2 separate regions of the Homo sapiens genome follow, and region 2 is linked to region 1. Evidence: chromatin loops called from intact Hi-C (ENCODE). Cell type or tissue: stomach. All regions are shown on one strand. Each heading gives the region's core, and the rest is flanking DNA. Links, peaks and the distances in the headings are about the cores only. Region 1 has its middle 60 kb from the start of C2CD4B. Region 2 holds the start of C2CD4B (C2 calcium dependent domain containing 4B).

Evidence for each region. A loop is a pair of places that touch in the nucleus more often than their neighbours do. Peaks named below come from ENCODE experiments on the same cell type or tissue, not always from the same donor. Only the 100,000 strongest peaks of a DNase experiment are listed, where the experiment ranks them.
Region 2: it touches region 1 in a loop (3-fold over the local background); 3 of 110 quality-filtered maps call a loop at or near these places.

The regions. Positions count from the first base shown.
Region 1 is chr15:62,222,811-62,228,181 of GRCh38, reverse strand. No RefSeq gene overlaps it. Among named protein-coding and RNA genes, the nearest start is that of C2CD4B, 60 kb to the right of the region's middle. In stomach, for the core only: no CTCF peak of the experiment used is centred there; no DNase peak of the experiment used is centred there.
Region 2 is chr15:62,163,066-62,168,436 of GRCh38, reverse strand. C2CD4B (C2 calcium dependent domain containing 4B) reads left to right here and starts at 3,152. Exons shown (of 2, transcript NM_001007595.3): 1 at 3,152-3,242; 2 at 3,413-4,902. The coding sequence starts at 3,453. The coding sequence ends at 4,547. It overlaps LOC124903502 (a long non-coding RNA gene), which reads right to left and starts at 3,024. Exons shown (of 2, transcript XR_007064669.1): 1 at 2,265-3,024; 2 at 1,843-2,147. RefSeq lists enhancers at 2,502-3,101, 3,102-3,701. In stomach, for the core only: no CTCF peak of the experiment used is centred there; DNase peaks (open chromatin) are centred at 3,116 and 3,596; H3K4me3 peaks cover 3,209 bases; H3K27ac peaks cover 1,558 bases; H3K27me3 peaks cover 4,758 bases.

The sequences.
Region 1 (5,371 bases), core at 202-5,201:
TTAAGTAAAAAAAATTTTTTTTTTTGTACAGACAGGATCTCACTGCATTGCCCAGGTTGGTCTCACATGCCTGGCCTCAAGCAATATTCCAACCTCGGCTTCCCAAAGTGCTGGGATTACAGGCGTGAGCAACCCTACCCGGCCTGAGTTGTGTTTTTAAAATCAAGGTTCTCTTTGCATGTCTAATAGTTTTTGCTTATTAAAACACATAGCTGCTGGATTGTGTAGTGTGTATATTTTTTACATAATTTATTCAACCTAGCCTAATAAAATACTACTACTACTATTTCTGCATGTGTGTGTGTGTGTATTTGGCTTTGTCAACTACTTTATTTTCATCAACTGCTTTGGAAGCATTTTGTTTTAAGTATATTTCTTGTTCAACAATATATTAAATAATATATTAGAAAAAACAAAACCCAATAATGTAGTCTCTTTTAATTGAAAAATTCAGCCTACTCACATTTCATAAAATAATTGTTATACTCCCTCTTATTTTTTCATCTTATTTTATGTTTACCATTTATTTAACTATATCCTTTTTTTTGCTTTTCCTTCTTTTCCATTTATTCTCTCCTGTGTCCCCTGTTGATTTAGAAATTCTACTCTATTTTCCCATTCTGCTCATAATTACCTCCCAGTTTGTAACACTCATGATCAGACACGTATTCTTTACTAGTAAATAAAAAGGCATATTCCTCTACATGCCCCCCACCACAAACCCACAAATTTCACAGTCGTCCCAGGGAGACACATGTCTCATGTTTATACCCAGCTACTGAGGCACACCTGGTTGGGGGCAAACAAGCATAGTGGGCTCAGACCTGAGAATGAGACTCCAAGGGCCCAAAGTCCCTGTCTCCATTGCTAGGCTAGCTCTGACAATCCCCAGTTACTGACACTCAAAGCTCCACTTTTAAAGCTGGAGCTGTCTCTCTCAGTGTACCTGTAATCAGACCTCTCAGAAAAGGTCAGATGGGGACAGATTTGGGAGTGAAAGGATAAAGGGCTGCCCCAGGGCATGGGGGAGAAGGGTATAAGAAATAGTGAAATGTGCCCAGGAGAAGTTGAGGGATGACATTTGACTGTGGGGCCACTCTTCCTGGTAGGAGTGTCCCTCAGCAGGTACAGAAGCTCTCCAGCGCCAAAGCCTGGTGAGGCGCTGTGTCCTAGACATGCATGGGAGAAGGGAAAAGGCAAGATAGGGAAGAGTGCCCTGAAGGGTCACAGCAGGGGAAGGAGGAGAGGTCAAGGTGGGGGATATGGTGGTCACGGAGGGTGGATGAAGGGCCCCTGATGGAGAGGCAGGGCTTCAGGCAGAGCTCCCAGTCAGACTGGGCTTCCAGATTGGGGCCTTCTTGTTGTGGAGGAGGTGGGATTTGGACTGGGGAGGAGTGGACAGTACCCTGGGGTCTTGTGAATCAAGTATTTCCTCTTAGGGAGTATAGAAGTGTGCGGAGACAGTCAGGTCAGAATGGGATTGGGAATGGGAGGGCCTCTTACATTTGGCCCTCAGCTGGGCACTCCTTAGGAGGTTGGGTCAGAGCCTGAGCAAGACCCTCCATGCCCTCTGGGTGAAGGTGGACTCCAGCTCTGGGCAAACTCCTCCAGAGACCTGGGACCTTGGACCCCAGCACACCTGAACGGGCTGTAAGGGTCAGGAGCACCCATCCTTCCTCACAGTCTGCAAAGGGCGCTTTGGAAAGGAAAACATCTTAGCTCCACTCCCTCATACTTGAGTCCAGGAAGCAGATGAGAATAGGACATGCACGTGCTAAAGGGAACTAGAGGCATCCGGGCTGGACGCTGGTAGAAATGCAGGAGGAGCATTGCTAGCTCTCGTTAGCTGAGCATTGACCTCGACAGGCGCTGTGATGGATGGTCGTCCCTACAAGTTATGGCATCACTAATGTGGAGATGAAAAACCAGAGGCTCTGAGTTTAGATTGCTTTCCCAGCGTCGCACACCTAATAGGTGGGAGAGCTTACACAAAAGCTGTCTCTCTGATTTCAAAGCCGAATGTCTCAACTTCTACACTCTCCACAATTATTTTGAATACTTTAGCGGCCTTTATTTGGAGTCTGGCCTTACACTTATTGTTGAATGGGAAAGGCGACCAAGAAAAGAACAGAATAGAGGAGAAGACTGATGAGAATAAGGGTTGGGGGAGCCCTTTGTGACTCTGGGCAGTTCCTCCCTGTTCACTTCTATACCTGCTTTCCTCACACACACACCAATGTGCAGGGTTGGCTGATTCCTCGGTTGGAGAGGTATTATATAATCAAATAGGTTCCTCTGCCTCCCAAACCATGGCAGAACCCCCACCAGCCCTGTCCGCAGCAGTCTCCCTCAGCTTCCCCTAAGCTTACATGCCTCTCCCGCTTTCTGTCAGAACTGCACTGTGTGGAAAAGGCCTGGGGGCATTAGGAGGGGCCCCAGAAGGGCCGACAGACTTAATTAGATGGTCAAAGGTCTTGGTCTGTTCTTCCCTGTTTCCAAAATCTCTTCGTGTATCTGCCCATCTTAAAATGTAAAATACATTTAAAAATCTGGGCTTGGCGCAGTGGCTCATGCCTGTCATCCCAGCATTTTGGGAGGCCGAGGTTGGCGGATCACTTGAGGTCAGGAGTTCAAGACCAGCCTGGCTAACAGGGCAAAACCCCGTCTCTACTAAAAATACAAAAATCAGCCAGGTGTGGTGGTGGGCGCCTGTAATCCTAGCTACTCGGGAGGCTGAGGAGGTTGCAGTGAGCCGAGATCACACCACTGCACTCCAGCCTGGGCGACAGAGCAAGACTTAGTCTCAAAAAAAATAAAACGAAACAAAACAAAACAAAAAAACAACTCACCAAAAAAACAAAACCCTACTATGTGAAAAATACAAATAAAAGGACAATGCAAAACCCTCGTATCATCTATCACAAATAAATTGTCACCATTTGGTCATATGTCTCCCTCTGCCCTGCTAAAGGATAAGTGTAAGAAACAAAGTTTAATTGTTGCCTTTTTGGGCGAGTATAAAACCAGTGAAGTTTTTGTAAATCACTTTGTAAAGTTGTGTAGTGTATGTTGTGTCTACTGTTTAAGTCATTAAAGTGTTCAAAGAACTCAACTATACTCACTTTGTGATTGTAATCTAAATAATGTAGGGATATTTATAATTAAACGAGGAATTAATGAGTAGACGCTCAATTAAAAAATGCTTTTAGAGATGGTATCAGATGTATGAGTTTAATAAATTGAGCCCAAAACAACACAAATAGTGGTGAGTATGGCTTCCCGGTGCAAAAACCCTTTGAACCTGGGAGAGTTTCAACATAAAGGCTAAGAGGCAGGGGAGATACAGCAGAGAAGACATCAGAAAGGCCTAAGAGGCGCTAGAAGCAAGGCAGCGACAGGTTACTAGACGCAGGCGCTTCAGAACAAGCTGCCTCCTGGGGAGACGGCAGGAGAGCCAAGTGGGCTCAGCCCCAGATGGCTGAGGGGACACCTAGAGGGTTCCAAGCAGGGGAAGGACAGGCCCGGTAGCAGGGCCTGTGAGTAAGGGCAGAGGGACGGGGAGATGGCTTCACTTCCGAGGAGCGTTGCGCAGGGAGAGACCGCCACCCCGGCCATGGTGACCCGGGAGAGTGACATTGTTCAAAGTCACCGGAAGACATGCGACTGGAAGGGGGACAGGGGAGGAGGGCCCCCCGCGAACAGCGTGCCTCGCTGGGCCCAGACTCAGGCGAATCTCAGGGAACCCATGCGCCCCGTGTTTATACCCTGCGGCCGTGTGTGGAGCTGGGGGCCACCGCCGAAGCCCACCAGGCAGGGCAGGGGAGGGCAGGGCAGGGCGCCCGCGGCTGGGGCTCCTCCCTGCACCCCGCCACGGAGGAGGGGTTAGGACGCCCGGCTCCTCTGACCCACCGCCCAGCGGGGCCCCTGGCGCCGCCCCGGAAGGCCCGTTAGGCCCGGAAACCCCTGGCGGCGGGCGCGGGAGACCACCCCCCACGCAGCCGTTAAAGGGCGTTGATTTCCCGCCTCGCGTCCTCCTTCCGTTAGGGCCAGATGGCGGGGGCTGGTGTTTATTTAGTAGGGGCCCCCATGCAGGAGGACGCCCACTGGAGCTCTGGAGGGTGGGACATCCCCAAACCTAAACTGTTAACTGAGACCTGGAACTGTAGCTGAGTCATATATTCTTCTTCTTTTTTTGAGACGGAGTTTGGTTCTTGTTACCCAGGCTGGAGTGCAGTGGCGCGATCTCGGCTCACTGCAACCTCCGCCTCCCCGGTTCAAGTGATTCTCTTGCCTCAGCCTACCGAGTAGCTGGGGTTACAGACATGCGCCACCACGCCTGGCTAATTTTTTTGTATTTTTATTAGAGACAGGGTTTCACCATGTTGGCCAGGCGAGTCGTATATTCTTGTGGTGATAGTGGCCTTAGGAAAAAAAAACAAAAACAAAAAAAACGCCTTCTTGGATGACGTAAGGTAGAAGCCGCGGAAGCCTTGTTAAACAGTGCATCTGGCCTGTGGGGCAGCTTTTGGATAAACCCCTAGAAAATATGAAAACTCTTGTCACGGGAAGAAGGGGCTGTACAGTGAATGTTAAGTTGGGTGAAGTTTACGGTTCCACCCATGAATACTGAGCTTCAGCTGCCAACCTCGCAGGCCACTTTTCTTCAGCTCAAAGCTGAGGATTTTTAAGCAGATTTTCTGACAACCAGAGGGGAGCAGACATGCTTCCTGCTCTTTAAGCGACTCCCTGGGATCCTAGTCATCCATCTAGTGAAGTCAAGAACCCATTAGAGTTCCACCGACCCAGCCTTTTTGTGCCCAAGTGACAGATTCTGCCAAGTCAGACAAGCCTAAGGGGCTTCTACCACACACGACATAACTATTTTCTTTCTGTTCCTTTCTTTTCCCTATCAAAGTCCTCTCAGGCTCTCATAATGATATAAACATGGGTGTTACCATCCTGCATGAGACAGGAAAGACAATTCTTGAAATGACTTTTAAGTCACTTTGATGTCATTAGAGAAGTCATTTAACAAGTGTGTTATTAAGTTTAAAAAATTAAAAGACTATGGCCTTTGGTGACTTCCCTCCCTGGTGGGGCACTATACTTTGCTCTCTAGCTGTTGCAGCCTTTTTCTGGCTTGCAGGTTAAGTTGGGTGTGTGAGCTGCGCAAAAGCTCTGTAGTTGGTTAATGAGAGCAAACGCTGTGGGCCTGACTTGGAACTGCATCTGGATGTGGACTCCCCCAAGTTACTGGGCATTGTGGGATGGGAGGAAGGTGTTTTTCCTGAGACCAGAACTAGGAAAGTGAGAAAGTTTCCTGGTAACAGGGAACCTGAACGAAGGACTACCTTTAAAATTTTGGGGAAGG
Region 2 (5,371 bases), core at 229-5,228, 60 kb after region 1:
GTAGGGAAGGGGTTATAAGCACACAGGACCATGAGCCAGATGGATCTGGATTTGAGTTCCAGCCCTGCTTTTACTGTATGTGAGATTTATGAGAAGTTTTATTCTGTTTTTTTCCCTTTGTGAGCCTGTTTCTGCATCTCTACCTTCTTTATAGGGTTGATTAGATAAGATAAAGTATATGAAGCATTTAACATGACTTCCACCTACTACATAGTCAGTAAACATTATTGTTATTAAAGAGATCATTTCTTTAAAATAACAATTTCAAGGTTTGAATACAAGATGATAGTGGCCTTTATGTGGTTATTAGGCACAAAACTGAAACAACTGGAGCGATCGAAGTTTCCACTGAGGAGCTGTTTTTTATTTTCTCCCAGTGTGATTTAAGAATATGGAAGGAAGCCAGGCCTCCAACTGTGGGTTCCAGCCTATAGCTGTGGTTGAATAAGTGACTATCTGAAAAGGATCCCTGGGTAAGTAATTTAATTTCCCTGTATCTTACTTTCTCTTCTATAGAATATTGATTCATGGGAAGATAACAGTTCTGGAAAACCCTCTAGATAGGGATTGTGTTAATAGCCACGTTTGCGTTGCTCTGTAAACATGGACGTGCTGGGAGTGCAATCACTCAAATCCCATGTCCTGCTTTCAGCATCTTTCACCCACCGATATGATGTCTGAGTGTTCATTGTCACCAAGGCCATTTTCACTGAGGTTTCATTTGAAACGAGCTGCATCTACTGCAGGACATAATGCAGGTGTGCTCCACTTTAGAGAGACCGTTTGCCCATGAATCAGCACATTGGCCTGAAGAATCACAGGGAAATGATCCTGTCAGACACCCCTCGGGATGTTTGTGCCTGAAAATCTGGCTTTAGCAGGAATGGCTACTGCTCCCTGGCCCCAGTGGCTGCATATTGATCGATACTTGCCCCATTAAAAAAGCATACAAGTGTCCCTCAGTGTCTGAGGGGGATTGGTTCCAAGGTCCCTCAAGATACCAAAATCCTCAGATGTTCAATTTCCTTATATAAAAAGGCATAGTATTTGCACGTAACCTATGAATATCCTCTCATATACTTTAAGTCATCTCTAGATTACTTCTAACACCTACTACAATGTAAATGCTATGTGAATAGTTATTTTATTGCTTCATTTCTTTTGTATTATTATTTTTTCCAAATATTTTCCATCCGTGGTTGGTTGAATTGGGGGATGCGGAACCTGTGGGTCAATTAAGCAGTAAAGTATTATTAGCCCAGAGAAACACTTACTCTTTTCACCTTTAAGGATTTAAAAATAGTGGGGCTTATTCCAAAGCAAGTATAGTGGAAAATACTACTTAACAGTAGACTGAGATGCTGTAAGAATTAACATTCTGGGTGTAAAGGGCGATACAAATCACACAGTAGACTCTGCATTATATTGAACTGAGTGAATAGATGGAGGAAGGATGGAAGAACAGAAAAAAGGAAGAAAGGAAAGACGGAATGAATTAGAAGAAATTAGCCAAAAAGCTAGGACTTAGGCTCTATGTACGCTATGATCATAGCTTGAATGACCCTAGACAAGTCCCTCAGTTTCTCATCTGGGAAACAGAAAAAATGTCTTCCTTATTGGTTTTCTGTGAGAAAGAAATCAAATTACGTAGAGAGATATGTGGTTGATAGCACCTGACAGTCATAAGACCTGCAGATCAGTATCAATTCAATACAATTCATCAAATATTTACTAAGCCCTTACTATTTGCCTGGCATTGTATCCTGGGTGCTAGAATTACGTAGAGACGAATAAGACAGCCAGGCTTGTAGCCTGGATAAGGCAACCGGGATGGAGGCAATCCCAGTTCTTGATCTTAGGACTTTTATTTTTCATTTATTCATAATAGACTCCCGAAATCCCCTTCTGGTTGAGCTGCCCCAGTCCTTGCCCACTGAAAACCCACAAGGCTATTAGGGGGAGACAAAACTGTAAACCGAAAATTCCAAAGCAGCATGCGAACCGCAACAATGGTGGCCCCTAGATGTAGGAAGGAAATGAGGAGGGACTGAGGAACTGGAGCAGGGGAGTTCCGCGGCGGCTGGGTGGGTGAAGGCACCTGAAAGGGACGATGCGTGGGCTGAATTACAGAAAATAAACAGGAATTCCTATATAAAGAAAAAGCAGAGAAAAGGCATTTCAGATCACAGGAAGCATCACATGCAAAGCCAAAGAAACAGGAAATTGCTAGTTCCAGCTTCTGCCATTAACTGGCTCTTTTTAACCTTTCTGGAATTTCCTCAGGTCCCTCTGGGATTTCAGTCTTCACATCTCAGAAAATGAAGGTCGGGGGTGGAAAGAAGGAATCTATATTTCGGGAAGGTGCTTTCTAACTGGATACCTCCGTGCTAGAGCAAAAAAAAAGGGGTAGTTTTAAAAACGTCAAGTGTTATTTTAGGGCAGGAGCCAGAAGCCCCATGTTTTGTAACTATCAAGATGACAGGCAGAGCCTGCAGCCATTCAGAGGCTTTCTCCACTTGATCTTAGCCAAAAGACCAAGAAGCGATCAGAAATTTTCTCAACGATTAATTTACCCACTTCACCAGTACTTAGGGCATGGACTGAGCCAGGGCCTATGCTATCAAAAAGAGCACAGTCTAGCAGAGGGAGACAGACAGTAAATAAGTATATAAATAACTGGAAACCATATTGGTCTGCACGCTGCGAGTGCGTGGGGACAGGAAAACAGAAGCTCCCAGGACGTGCAGGTCACGTCCAGGTTACATGCAGGGTGAGTGACGGTTTATCTCCTAGCCAAATTAACTTCCTGTTTCCTCGTCCAGCCTCACCTTCTCCAAGAAGCCAGAAACATTTTCAGCCGCCAATTTTTCCTTGGCAGGACGACAGGGTGCCCTCTCTTCACCTGCAACCTTTCCCAGGCCTTGCCTGGGGCTCCACGCACTCACTGCAAATGCGGGTCCCAGAGCTGACCACAAGGTGCCTGCTCCCGCGACAGCTTCGCGCAGACCTGAGCGCCCAGTGCATGCAGACCTCCCGGCGTCGTGGGAGAGGGTGGCGGGAAGGCGGGCTGTGCAGCACCTCCGGGTTGGGCCGCTGGCGGCTGGGCGGGACTCAGCCTACGGTATAAGAGGGGAGCGCCACTCTCCTGGCCGCAGTACTGAAGGTGGCGCCTCGGCAGCGGGCTAGAGGCCACTGGCACTGAGCTTGCAACCAGATCCAGAGACACTGAAGAAGAGAGAAAGGTCTGAAGCGGGGCTGATTTGTTGTGGGTGCAGGGGAGAGGAAGGCTGGAACTGGTCTGGGGTCTTAAACACGTGGGGGACGTTTACAGGGTCTGGGGGAGGGATCCAGCCGCGTCGAGGGGCTGCAGCAGCTCCAGGCGCCCAAACTCAGCAGCTTCTCTCCCCCGCAGGCGCACCTCTTCCCGCCACTCCTAGCCCCAGCCTCCAAGGATGCGGCTCCTCGAGAAACTCTGTTCCTCGGCCGCAGGCAGCTCCGCGCCGAAGCCCGCCTTCGCCAAAGTGCTCACGCCGAATCGCATCCCCGAATTCTGCATCCCGCCGCGGCTGCCGGCCCCTTGCACGCTCGAGTCTCCAATCCGGGCCGCCGCCGTGCCCCGGCGCTGCGCCGCTGAAAGCGACCTGTGGCCCCGCGCGGCAGACGAGGACGCCGGCCGCACGGACTGGGACCCGCGCTCGCAGGCAGCGCTGTCACTGCCGCACCTGCCCCGTGTGCGCACCACCTACGGCTTCTGCGCGCTGCTCGAGAGCCCGCACACGCGCCGCAAGGAGTCGCTCCTGCTCGGGGGCCCGCCCGCGCCCCGGCCCCGGGCCCACAGCTGCGGCGGCGGCGGAGGCCCGGACGCCCCCCTGGGGACCCTGTGCGGCCCGCGAGGTCCGGGCCCGGCCACCCCCGCGGCCCCCGGCGGTCCCCGCCTGCCCCAGGACGCGCTCGCTGCGGGGCCCCGCCGCTGCCGCCTCCTGCGCGTCCCCGACGGGCTGCTGAGTCGCGCGCTGCGGGCTGGAAGGAGTCGCCGCCTGGCCCGCGTCCGCTCCGTCTCCAGCGGGAACGAGGACGAGGAGCGCCGCGCGGGATCCGAGTCCCCGGCCCGGGCCCCCTCCTCGAGCCCGCTGTCATCCAGGGCCCCGCTTCCTGAGCGCCTGGAGGCCAAGGGCACCGTGGCTCTGGGCCGCGCCGGCGACGCCCTGCGCCTGGCTGCTGAGTACTGTCCGGGAACCCGGCGTCTCCGCCTCCGGCTGCTCCGCGCGGAGAGCCTGTTCGGAGGCGCCCCCGGGCCCCGCGCCGTCCGCTGCCGCCTCAGCCTCGTCCTGCGGCCGCCGGGCACTGCGCGTTGGCAATGCAGCGCTGTGGTGGGGCGCAGCCGCAAGGCCTCCTTTGACCAGGACTTTTGCTTCGACGGCCTCTCGGAAGACGAGGTGCGCCGCCTGGCCGTTCGCGTCAAGGCCCGGGATGAGGGTCGCGGCCGGGATCGGGGCCGCCTGCTGGGCCAGGGTGAGCTGTCCCTGGGCGCCCTCCTGCTGCTCTGAGGGCCCAGCCCTCCCCGGGGCGCTCTGCCCTGGAGACTCCGGACACTGACAGCCGCGTGGTACAGAATAAACGTTATTTATTTTTTTATTTATGATACTGCTTTATTGACGTTTTACTTCCTCACCATCCACATTTGTCATCGTCTATTGGTAAAGAAGAAAAAGATAATGACTCCCTGTTCTGTTCACAGGACCCCCATATCTCTTTCCAGACCATTTTTGCATTCCAAGGAAAAATGGGTTGGCTTGGGACTGGGAGAGAAAGGAAGTACACCCATCTGCATTGTTTTTAATTCCTTCCGGTTTTCTATCAATGTTACAGTTTTTTTTTAATAAAGCAAGTTATTCATTCAGAGTCATGCCCAACGTTACGATTCATATACACAGCTTTACATATTGATGCGGCATAGGTAATATCCTAATTTGTGTTTGCGCACGCGCACACATCAGAGTGAGACACTTGTATTATAAGGATGTATATACCCTGGTGGGAAGAAAATTTTTTTGTAGAAAGTTTTCTTTTGGAAGTGAGTTTTTCAAAAATTGGTGAGGAAAACAGGGAAGTGGAGGACCTTCCAATAGATGGGTTATCTAGGGAATAGCTATTCCTGGGGTCTCTCTCTTCCTTACCTAGGAAATCTTAGAAATCTTTCTTGCCTCTGTAAACAAGATGATACTTTTTGTGGCATTTTCTCACCTAGCTATGTATCTAATTACACACTAATTAGCTTTGCGGTAGGATTTCCTAGATGAGTTAAAAAGTAAGTAGTCAGTTTCTTGAACACTGGGTTCTAGAGAGTGTTTTTAAAAATCCAATTGATTTT